Regions from separate parts of the Homo sapiens genome. Here region 2 is linked to region 1. The links are chromatin contacts, found by Hi-C or POLR2A ChIA-PET in ENCODE. All regions are on one chromosome and are shown on one strand. Each heading gives the region's core, a stretch centred on a gene start or an enhancer-like site at or near the end of the contact. The rest is flanking DNA. Distances are from core to core; before and after follow the strand shown. Region 1 overlaps SNX29 (sorting nexin 29). Region 2 has its middle 36 kb from the start of SNX29-AS3.

What was found. Hi-C counts contacts between places; a loop is a spot of excess contacts on that map. ChIA-PET counts read pairs that join two places held with the same protein, here RNA polymerase II (POLR2A). Pooled maps may share reads with other maps.
Region 2: a pooled map shows a loop between it and region 1 (5-fold over the local background). The contact joins two enhancer-like sites. A Hi-C loop is called at or near these places in 1 of 168 maps with a recorded cell type or tissue (endothelial cell of umbilical vein) and 4 of 50 pooled maps. POLR2A ChIA-PET finds 5 or more read pairs at or near these places in 1 of 52 experiments (activated naive CD4-positive, alpha-beta T cell).

Annotation. Positions count from the first base shown.
Region 1 is chr16:12,078,180-12,083,206 of GRCh38, reverse strand. It overlaps SNX29 (sorting nexin 29), which reads right to left. Exons shown (of 21, transcript NM_032167.5): 11 at 4,292-4,374. It also overlaps the pseudogene RPS23P6. Among named protein-coding and RNA genes, the nearest start is that of SNX29, 100 kb to the right of the region's middle. Within about 2 kb of position 2,911, at least 8 of the 41 ENCODE cell types and tissues checked have a DNase peak (open chromatin) inside an H3K27ac peak, as active enhancers do.
Region 2 is chr16:12,644,507-12,649,578 of GRCh38, reverse strand. No RefSeq gene overlaps it. Among named protein-coding and RNA genes, the nearest start is that of SNX29-AS3, 36 kb to the right of the region's middle. Within about 2 kb of position 2,663, at least 3 of the 41 ENCODE cell types and tissues checked have a DNase peak (open chromatin) inside an H3K27ac peak, as active enhancers do.

The DNA of each region.
Region 1 (5,027 bases), core at 1,662-4,161:
TGCATCCCGAGTAGCCGAGATTACAGGTGCCAGCCACCACACCATGCTAATTTTTTGTATTTTTAGTAGAGACAGGGTTTCACCATGTTGGCCAGGCTGGTTTTGAACTCCTGACCTCAAGTGATTCCCCCCACCTCGGCCTCCCAAAGTGCTAGGATTACAGGCATGAGCCACCGTGCCCGGCCGAGAAAATAAGTTTTTGTTGTTGAAGCCACCCTATCTGTGGCCCCTTGTTATGGTAGCCCAAGCAAATACCCCGGACACCCAGACAGACCCACTCTTCTTACTCCTCTTGCATGTGACACAGGAGGTGATGGCAGGGTGGGAAAACACAAGTGAAAACCACCCTTCGCTCAAAATTTCTAGGATTCCTGACCCCTCATCTGTGCTGGATGACATCCAGGGTAGACAACAGCACTGTCCTTGAAGACTCCTAAAGGTACAGGCACCGCAGAAGACAGAAGCCCCTTGTCCCAGCCACCCACACACAATCCTAACCACAGACCACGTTTCTACCAAGTATCAAGGCTCAAATGCAGACATGGTGACATTTTTTTCTTCAGAGATTCAAGGTATAAGCTCTGGATATGTCCCAAACTTGCTCAAAATGCCAAATAATAAAATGATATAGTTTCTAAAAAATTGTCTGAGTCAAAACAAGAAAAACAATCTACGCCTCTGTCACTGGCCTAACTCGAGCATGTTTAAGGGCATGTATGTCATCACTGAAAATGCACAGGCAAGGCCAGTGACTTCCTCAAAGACAGAAAGCGGCTGAGGAAGGCCCAGACACCATGCTCTATGTGGACCTGAGACGCAGCTGACAAAGCAAACCGTGTTTATCTGAGATGCTGGGACCTCAGCCCCGGCCGCAGGAACTCTTGGGAAACAGAATGTCAGACACCTGCCAGGGCACACAGGGATGCCTGCAGCCCTACTTACGGTGCCTACAAAGGCTCGCAGGCATGATCTCGGGGCTGCTGTCCTTTAAAAAAAAAAAATGCCCATAAATCAAAACGCAGTGTTCTTTACAGTAGCTGTGCCTCACAGCCAGAGTCAAGTCTTGTCCATCTACACCACGGTGCCACCCACACAGAGACAGAATCATAGGTGCTGGGAAGCGATGTGGCGTTAGATCCCAGCAAGTCACAGGAGTGGCTTCTTTTCTCATCCTCAGTCCTCTCCATTACCATCAGTTCAGTAACAGGATAGCCTCAACACCTAATGTGACTCGCTGACACATCTCTTTGCCTTTGGCTTATAAAAATATATTTCTACTGTGTTTTCACCATCAAAATGTATTATCTTGGTCTTTCCTTCTTGCCTTTGCATAGGACCAAGGGAGAGCTACACTGACTACTCTGAGAACCTTAACTCGGACCCCAGGGATGTCACCAACAGCATGATCTTTGTGACCAAATCCAGCAATCAGAACTTCACCAAGGTTTTATCCCTAAATTTTTTTCCCCGAAATTTTTATTTTAGCTTTTTTTTTCTTTTCTTTTCTTTTCTTTTTTTTTTTTTTTTTTTTTGAGACAAAGAGTCTCGCTCTGGCACCCAGGCTGGAGTGCAGTGTCGCCATCTCGGCTCACTGCAACCTCCACCTCCCGGGGTTTAAGCAATTCTCTTGCCTCAGCCTCCCGAGTAGCTGGGATTACAGACATCTGCCACCACGCCTGGCTACAGAACTTCATTGTTGTCCTCAACTGAAGTCAAGCAGTCATCACTGAGTACAGAAGCTGTGATTTCTTGGTCAGTGGGGCCATAAAGAGCATCCTGATGGCAGGATGTGGCTGTTTGGTTTCAATCCCTACTTTTCCGGCACAATTCCCTTTTGGAGAAGCACTTCCAAAAGGGCTAGGTGCGGGGACTGCACCCAAATGGGCTTTCCTGCACTGCTGATCACCCCACTTCTGGTCTTGCTGGTGGTTACAGAGCTTCCCAGCAGTATGAAGACTGAGATACTTGCCACAGGCCGGGGCCAAAAAGAAGCAGCACTCATCTCTCTTTTGAACAACAAGAGTGGGTATCAATCGGAACCCAGGGCAGGCAACCACGCCAGGCACACTTAGTAATAGTTTCCTTCCACTGTCTTCATTTTACAGCGACCTGCTGGTTTCGTTAACTCATAGTGACTCTCCATTTACAGTAGTGAGATAAAGCTTCCTTTTTCAAAAAATAAAGGAATTCAATTTGTTTAAGTGCATCATTAAAAGTAAACTACAGTCTGGGCACGGTGGCTCACACCTGTAATCCCAGCACTTTGGGAGGCTGAGACCGGCAGATCATGAGGTCAGGAGTTCAAGACCAGCCCGGCCAACATGGCGAAACCCCATCTCTACTAAAAATACAAAAATTAGCCGGGCGTGGGCCTGTAATCCCAGCTACTTGGGAGGCTGACGCAGGAGAATCGCTTGAACCCAGGAGGTGGAGGTTGCAGTAAGCTGAGATCGTGCCATTGCACTCCAGCCTGGGAGACAAGAGCAAGACTCTGTCTCAAAAAAAAAAAAAAAAGTAAACTGTAGTAGGCCGGGCACGGTGGCTCATGCCTGTCATCCCAGCGCTTTGGAAGGCTGAGGCGGGTGGATCGCTTGATCCTAGGAGTTCAAGACCAGCCTGGACAGCATGGTGAGACCTCAACTCTACAAAAAAATAAATAAATAAAAATGAATAATAAAGTAAACTATAGGGTAAGTAACAGTACTGTGGTAAACAAAAGATTGACAGGTGAAAAGCAGCCAGCTACATACTCACCCACCCTGTGTCCCATGGACTGAGTGATCTATTAACACCTGCTCAGCGGAGTTCAGGGCTGAGCAGCGCCACAGTAAACCACACATGCTCACATACAAAAAGTGCGGCCAGCCGTTCCCACGCAGCAGCCTTACGGTGTCTGCTCACTTCCTGCTTCACCCTTGAATCAAAGAATGCTGGGTGCCTCCCAAACTCTTTCTTCCTTCCTTAGCAACAAAAACTAATTTCCTTTTTATCAAGAACAATTGCCCCCTCTGCAGCCAAGGGGGACCATGACATGAATGCTGGCCCAAGACACGAGTGGTATACTGTAAGCACCTTCTAGTGAAGGTCGGGGGAGCTTCAACGTTTTTGTACCAAGAGCCCATTTTGTAATCTAGGAATAACCATGGGCTCCTATTCAGGAAAATGTATTAAAATATATAAAACATACCATATCACAAAGGAAACCAATTACATCAAAATAGAATGATCATGATTGAAGAAAATACTATATTTCACCCAGAGCTAAATGAAAAACATTGTAATTTTTTTCCCTATCCAAGCTCAGGCCCCTGAATCCTATATGTAGAAATAGACGAAGTCTCTCTGCTCTCTCCTCCTTCCTGCCGCCTGGAATGAGAATGAAATGGCTGGAGCTAAAATGGCTATTTTGGTCTACAAGGCAAGACAGGAGGAGTCCCGGTCTCTGATGGCCGTGGAGCCACATACCAGCCCCAGCCCATCTACCTCTGGATAGAGAGAAATTTCCATCACATCTCCTTAACCACCGGAACTTCAAGAAGAGTAGGTCTGAATGGCTTTGTGTACAAAAAATAAACCAACTGTTGGTTTACATAGTGTCTGCTCACTTCCTGCTTCACCCTTGAATCAGAAAATGCTAGGTGCCTCCCAAACGCCTTCTTCCTTCCTTAGCAACAAAAGCTAATTTTTTTTTTTAATTGGGAACAAGTGCCCCCTCTGCCTCCAGGGGAGGCCATGGGACAAATGCTGGCTCAAGCCACCAGTGAGATACCAGGAGCACCCGTCAGTTTACATAACAGTTGGTTTATTCTTTGTTATACAAAGCCATTCAAACCTAGTCTTCCTTGCTATATCTCTAATACTTTTTCTAGGTAGTAAAGTTGGAAACAGTTGAAGCCTGATCATTAGCAAAGTTTAATCATCTTGGAGAGACATATTCTTCTTCACTTACAAAAATGAGTCCTTCAGAGTTACAAAGGAAATCCAACTAGAATAGGTCCTCTGTAGCTAACTGCATTATGGGAGGCAAACCCCAAAACCTGGAACCACAGAAGTCTACGGCAAGGCTGCTCCATCCTGAGGCACGCCCTTTAGCGCGCACACGCCCAAGCGCCACGCATTAACCACGGTTCTGGATATCCACAAGCACGTACCACACCTCCAGTCTACAACCAGGGACGTACACACCTGACGTGAACCCACAGTCACAGGGTTAGAAGCACAAAGGCACCGCCATGAGACGTGGGCCAGAAGTCATCCCAGAGCTGGTGGAGGGGGCTGCGAAAGTACTTACTAATTGTCATGGACTCTGGCACTGAGGCAGAAGGTAACAGGCTGCTCAGAGGACTTCCGTGGCCTGGAGAGCTGGCTTCCACACTAGGAAAAAGCAGGCAGGAGGAAGTTACACTCGGCCACTGAAAGTACACACCCTCACCATTCCAAAAACTAGCAGAGGTCGGTTTACTCCGGTACCTCTACTAGAAGGGATAGAGGCAGTCATTGGAAATTAGTCAGGCCTCGTTATCTGCAGATTCCGTATTTGGAAATTCATCTACGCACTAAAATTTATTTGTAACCCCAAAGTCAATACTTGAGGTGCTTTCACAATCATTCATGAACACGTGCAGAGGCCAATAATTTCACTCCCTAATGTGCATAATCTCAGCTGAAGTCGAACAGCTGGGACCTCAGATCTCACACCGTAAACAAGCATCCTCTTTGCTGTCTATTTACTGCCATGTTTTTAGCATTTTTTTTTCCACTTTTCTTTCTTTTGCGTGATCTCGGCTCACTGTAACCTCCACCTCCTGGGTTCAAGCGATTCTTGTGCCTCAGCCTCCCAAGTAGCTGGGATTACAGGCCCGCACCACCACACCCGACTAATTCTTGTATTTTTACTAGAAATGGGGTTTCGCCAAGTTGGCCAGACTGGTCTCAAAGTCCTGACCTCAAGTGATCCACCTGCCTCAGCCTCCCAAAGTGCTGGGATTACAGGCATGACCCACCACACCCGGCCTTTTTTTCCACTT
Region 2 (5,072 bases), core at 1,414-3,913, 570 kb before region 1:
AGCAAGGGACCAGAATGAACCCCTGGGTCTAGCCATACCTGAAGCTAGTCAGTGCCTGGCTGCCAATAACTTTCTTTCTTTGCTTCAGTCAGTTTTCTGTTGTTTGCAAACCAAAAGAGGCCTGATTGCTACAACATTCCACAATGTTGATCTCAAGTCCCATTTCTTGTCCATTCTACCTCTGCAACTGACTCCCATAAGCCAGAGCTAGAGGCTGGGGAGGGGGTTTTAGGCTTGACAAGGGAGTATGTTTTTTGTTTGTTTTTTTTTTTTGAGACAGAGTCTTACTCTGTCGCCCAGACTGGAGTGCAGTGGTACAATCTCGTCTGACTACAGCATCCGCCTCCCAGGTTCAAGTGATTCTCGTGTCTCAGCCTCCCAAGTAGCTGGGATTACAGGCATGTGCCACCACACCCAGCTAATTTTTGTATATTTAGTAGAGACAGGGGTTCATCATATTGGTCGGGCTGGTCTCGAACCCCCGATCTCAGGTGATCCCCCTTGGCTCTTGGCTGGCTGCAATTCCTTACTGGCCAGAGGTCTTTGTTTCTTACCTGCATCTCTTCATAGGCTGCCTTGAATGTCCTCATGACCCCATGACATGGGGATTGGCTTCCCCCAAAGTTAGTGATCCAGGGGAGAGAGAATCCTCAAGATGGAAGTCGTCGTGTTTTAAAACTTAATCTTGAGAGTGACATACCATCACCTCTGCCATATGCAACTGGTCACAGAAACCAAGGCTGGTACAATGTGGGAAGGGATCACACCTTACAGGGTGTAACAGCAGGAGGTGGAGAACATTGGGTGCCATCTTAGAGGCTGGTCCCACAGTCAGGGAGAAAGACAGTAATCAAACATCACACTAACACATATGTCATTGCAAACTGAGCTATGTGCTCTCAAAATACAGCCCATGGTCCTGTGAGAGCATAAAACAAGGGGTCCAACTTAGACGTAGGTGGAAACCAGAGATGAAATTTTGACATCGCCTCTAAGGGATGAGTTGATGAGAGCGGAGGAAAGGAAAAAGGGCATCCTAGGCCATTGGTTCACAACCTTGGTTGCTCATTGGAGTCATCTGGGGAAATTTAAAGAGTACTGTTGGCCAGGCATGGTGGCTCACGCCTGTAATCCCAGCACTTTGGGAGGCTGAGGTGGGTGAATCACCTGAGGTCAGGAGTTCAAGACCAGCCTGGCCAAGATGCTGAAACCCCGTCTCTACTAAAAATACAAAAACTAGCTGGGTATGGTGGCACATGCCTGTAATCCCAGCTACTTGGGAGGCTGAGGCAGGAGAATCACTTGAACCCGGGAGGCGGAGGTTGCGGTGAGTCGAGATTGCACCATTGCACTCCAGCCTGGGCAACAAGAGCGAAACTCCATTTCAAAAAAAAAAAAAATACTGTTGCCCACACTGCCCCTCCAAAGACTCTGATCCAAATGGTCTGGGGTAAAGCCTGGGCATTAGGATTTTTTTAAGCTCCCAAGGCGATTCCAATATGCAACCATGTTAGAAAACAGCTGTTCTAGGATAGGGGACCACCGGCAGAAATGTCTGTTACCAGAGGGAGACTAACATGCTTGAGGAACTGAGGGCCAGGAGGGCTGGAGGGTAGAGAGTGCAGGAGAGTGACGTAGAGTGGGGACGAGAGGTGGGCAGATGGTGGACCTGATGATTCGCCTCAGAGGACATGTTAGGGAGGCTGGGCTTGGAGGGTACAAGGACGATGGGGGAGTGACATGATCCAATGGGCATTTCCAAAAGATGCCTCTAGCTCAGGTTCATGAACAGATTGGAGGGGAGCCCAAGGGTGGGGGTACCATTCTGGAGTGATAGAACCTTGGTCCCAATGGTGACAGGTGATGAGGACTTGGACTAAGGCAGTGACAGCAGGTGACAGCAATATGGTGGGCAGAGTCAAGAGTTCTATGTTGGCTGGGTGCAGTGGTTTATGCCTGTAATCCCAGCACTTTGGGAGGCTGCGGCGGACAGATCACAAGGTCAGGAGTTCGAACCAGCCTGGCCAACGTGGTGAAACCCCGTCTCTACTAAAAATACAAAAATTAGCCAGGAGTGGTGGCACGCACCTGTAGTCCCCAGCTATTGGGGAGGCTAAGGCAGAAGAATTAGTTGAACCTGGGAGGCGGAGGTTGCAGTGAGCCAAGATCATGCCACTGCACTCCAGCCTGGGGGACAGAGTGAGACTCTGTCTCAAAAAAAAAAAAAAAAAAAAAAAAAATTCAATGTTACCAATTCTTATGATCCAATCAAAACCTTTGATTTGACAGATGGGAAAGTGAGGTCAGAGAGATGACAGGGCTCATTCTAGATAATTCCATAATAGGATAAAGCAGAAGGAAAGAGAAACCAACTTGGCCCTAACAACCTGTGGTTTAAATGATAAACAAGACCAGAGGAGAAGAGAAAAGGAAATGAGGATGAGAGCATCAAGCAAAGATAAAAGAAGACACATCCAACGCACACACATACACACATGCTCGCATGCTCACAAATGAGAAGACCAAAAGGTCAGTGGCAAGTTGAAAAATAGATGGTGTAATTATAAAGCTGTCTGAAATGCCAGCCAGGGTCAGCCCTGTGACCCGTCCTTCCGTGCCTGGCAGGGACACTGGGGGAGGGCTGGGGAAAGCTGCCAACCTGCTTGACATTCAGCTTCTATGGCGGTGGGTGGAGGGAGCGTTCCATGCCATGCCTTGCCTCTGTTCTCCATGGCAGAATCTGGGACTTTCTCTCCAAGATAGCCGAAGCCTGTTGACAGCCTGTCCCAACTCTGTAGTCACGTGGAGAAAGGTTATTTCCAGCACCCCACTTTTAGCCACACATTAAACAGATGGGGTCCTTCCTTTTCCGTTGGTAATGATCCCCTGCCTCTAAAGAGGTGACTTTTTAGTGTCTTTCTTGAGAAAAGGAAATGGTGACTCACATCTCACCAGCCTGAAATAATTAGCTTCAGGCAAATGCATGTAGATATGGGTAAATACTTTAAAGTGAAGCCTTCTAATCAGTAGTCTCTACGTTTATCAGGAAACAAGCAGATGGTGTGAGGTTTTCTAAAAAACACAGAAATCAGAAACAAATAGTTCCATGACATCCTGGGTTAGACAGATCATTAATTGGGTACTAAATTCTACCGAAGGCTTAGGGAAGAATATATCATTCTGAAATGTTAGAGCTAGAAGGACCCTCTAAGAAAACGTAGTCTAGGGATGGCCAATAAATGACACTCTCACCATCACATTCCCCCTCATACCCACACCAGGCATTAATAATCTGTCACAGAACTACTGACCGCTGAGTCCTCCTAAAGACAGTATTCCAGGCATGCATTATCAATCACGGTTATCACCCAAGATCTGCATTGTCTTTATATAGTAAAATAAAATTTTAAAATTCAGTGCCTCAGTTACACTAGCCACCTTTCAAGTACTCAATAGCCACATGTGGCTATTGGATAGCACAGAATAGAACATTTCAATCATTGCAGAAAGTCCAGCTGGACAGCCCTAGAACCATATTTCCCAAATGGCAGTCATGTTTAATATATCATCTTCACACTTTTTGCCACATTGACTTGTTTTATTTATTTATTTATTTATTTATTTATTTATTTATTTTTATTTTTGAGACAGAGTCTCGCTCTGTTGCCAGGCTGGAGTGCAGTGGTGCAATCTCAGGTCACTACAACCTCCACCTCTCAGGCTCAAGAGATTCTCGTGCCCCACCCTCCCGAGTAGCTGGGATTACAGGCACGCGCCACCACACCCAGCTAATTTTTGTATTTTTAGTAGAGACGGGCTTTCACCATGTTGGCCAGGATGGTCTCAGATTCCTGACCTCAAGTGATCCGCCTGCCTTGGCCTCCCAAAATGCTGGGATTACAGGTGTGAGCCACCGCACCCGGCCACACATTGACTCTTTTTTACAAAAAAATTATCTAATAAGTAAATGTTTAAAATTATCAAAGGAAATGGAAAGCTAGTTTACTTTTTTGTTGTTGTTTTTTTTTTGAGACCGAATCTCACTCTATCACCCAGGCTGGAGTGCAGTGACACGATCTTGGCTCACTACAACATCTGCCTCCTGGGTTCAAGTAATTCTCATGCCTCAGCTTTCTAAGAAGCTGGGATTACAGGTGTGTGCCACCACACCTGGCTAATTTTTGTATTTTTAGTAGAGATGGGGTTTCATCATGTTGCCCAGGTTGGTCTCAAAGTCCTGACCTCAATGATCCACCCACCTCGGCCTCCCAAAGTGCTGGGATTACAGGCATGAGCCACCACCCCCAGCTAAGCCTTTCTTATTGATTTTAAAGTACCATGAGTTGCACACTCTCATGATTAGCACGGATTGGAACAACCATGAGAGGAAGAGGAGTTTGCTCAAGGTCAATAAACAAGAATGGTGAGAGGAAGGGGGATGGCATGTACACACACACAAACACACATACACACACACACATGCTCGCAGAGGCATTGCAAACAATGGCTATCGGGTCGGTTCAGGTCTAGACTTCTCCAAATTAGATAATGTCTGAGCCTCAGTTCCTTCATCTGTAAAATGGGGAAGGGTGGAACAATCTTGAAGGATCCCTGGAAGTCAGATTTCTCAACCTCAGCAATGTCAACACTTTGGGCTGTATCATTCCTTGCTCTAGGGGCTGTCCCATGAGCTGTAGGATCTTACCCTGGCCTCTATTCACTGGATGCCAGTAGCACTACCCCTCCCCTGGTTGTGACAACCAAAAATGTTTCCAAACATTGCCCAGTGTCCACTGAGGGGCAAATTCACCCCTGGTTGAGAACCACTGCTGAAAGGATGAGAGATGATGTAAGTAAAATAGTTCACGGTGCCTTGTACATAGTAAGTGTTCAATTAATCATCACTGTTGTTGTTGTTATCTGTATTCATATTTTCATTTGGAGCAGGGTCTATTGTCCCCACTTTACAGGTAAGGAAACAAAGCCAGAGCCAGGCTTTGAGCAGAGTTCTGAGTGTTTCCAGCATCTACCTTCCCACCGCACTTGAGGCAGCCCTGCCTAAGCTTGCATAA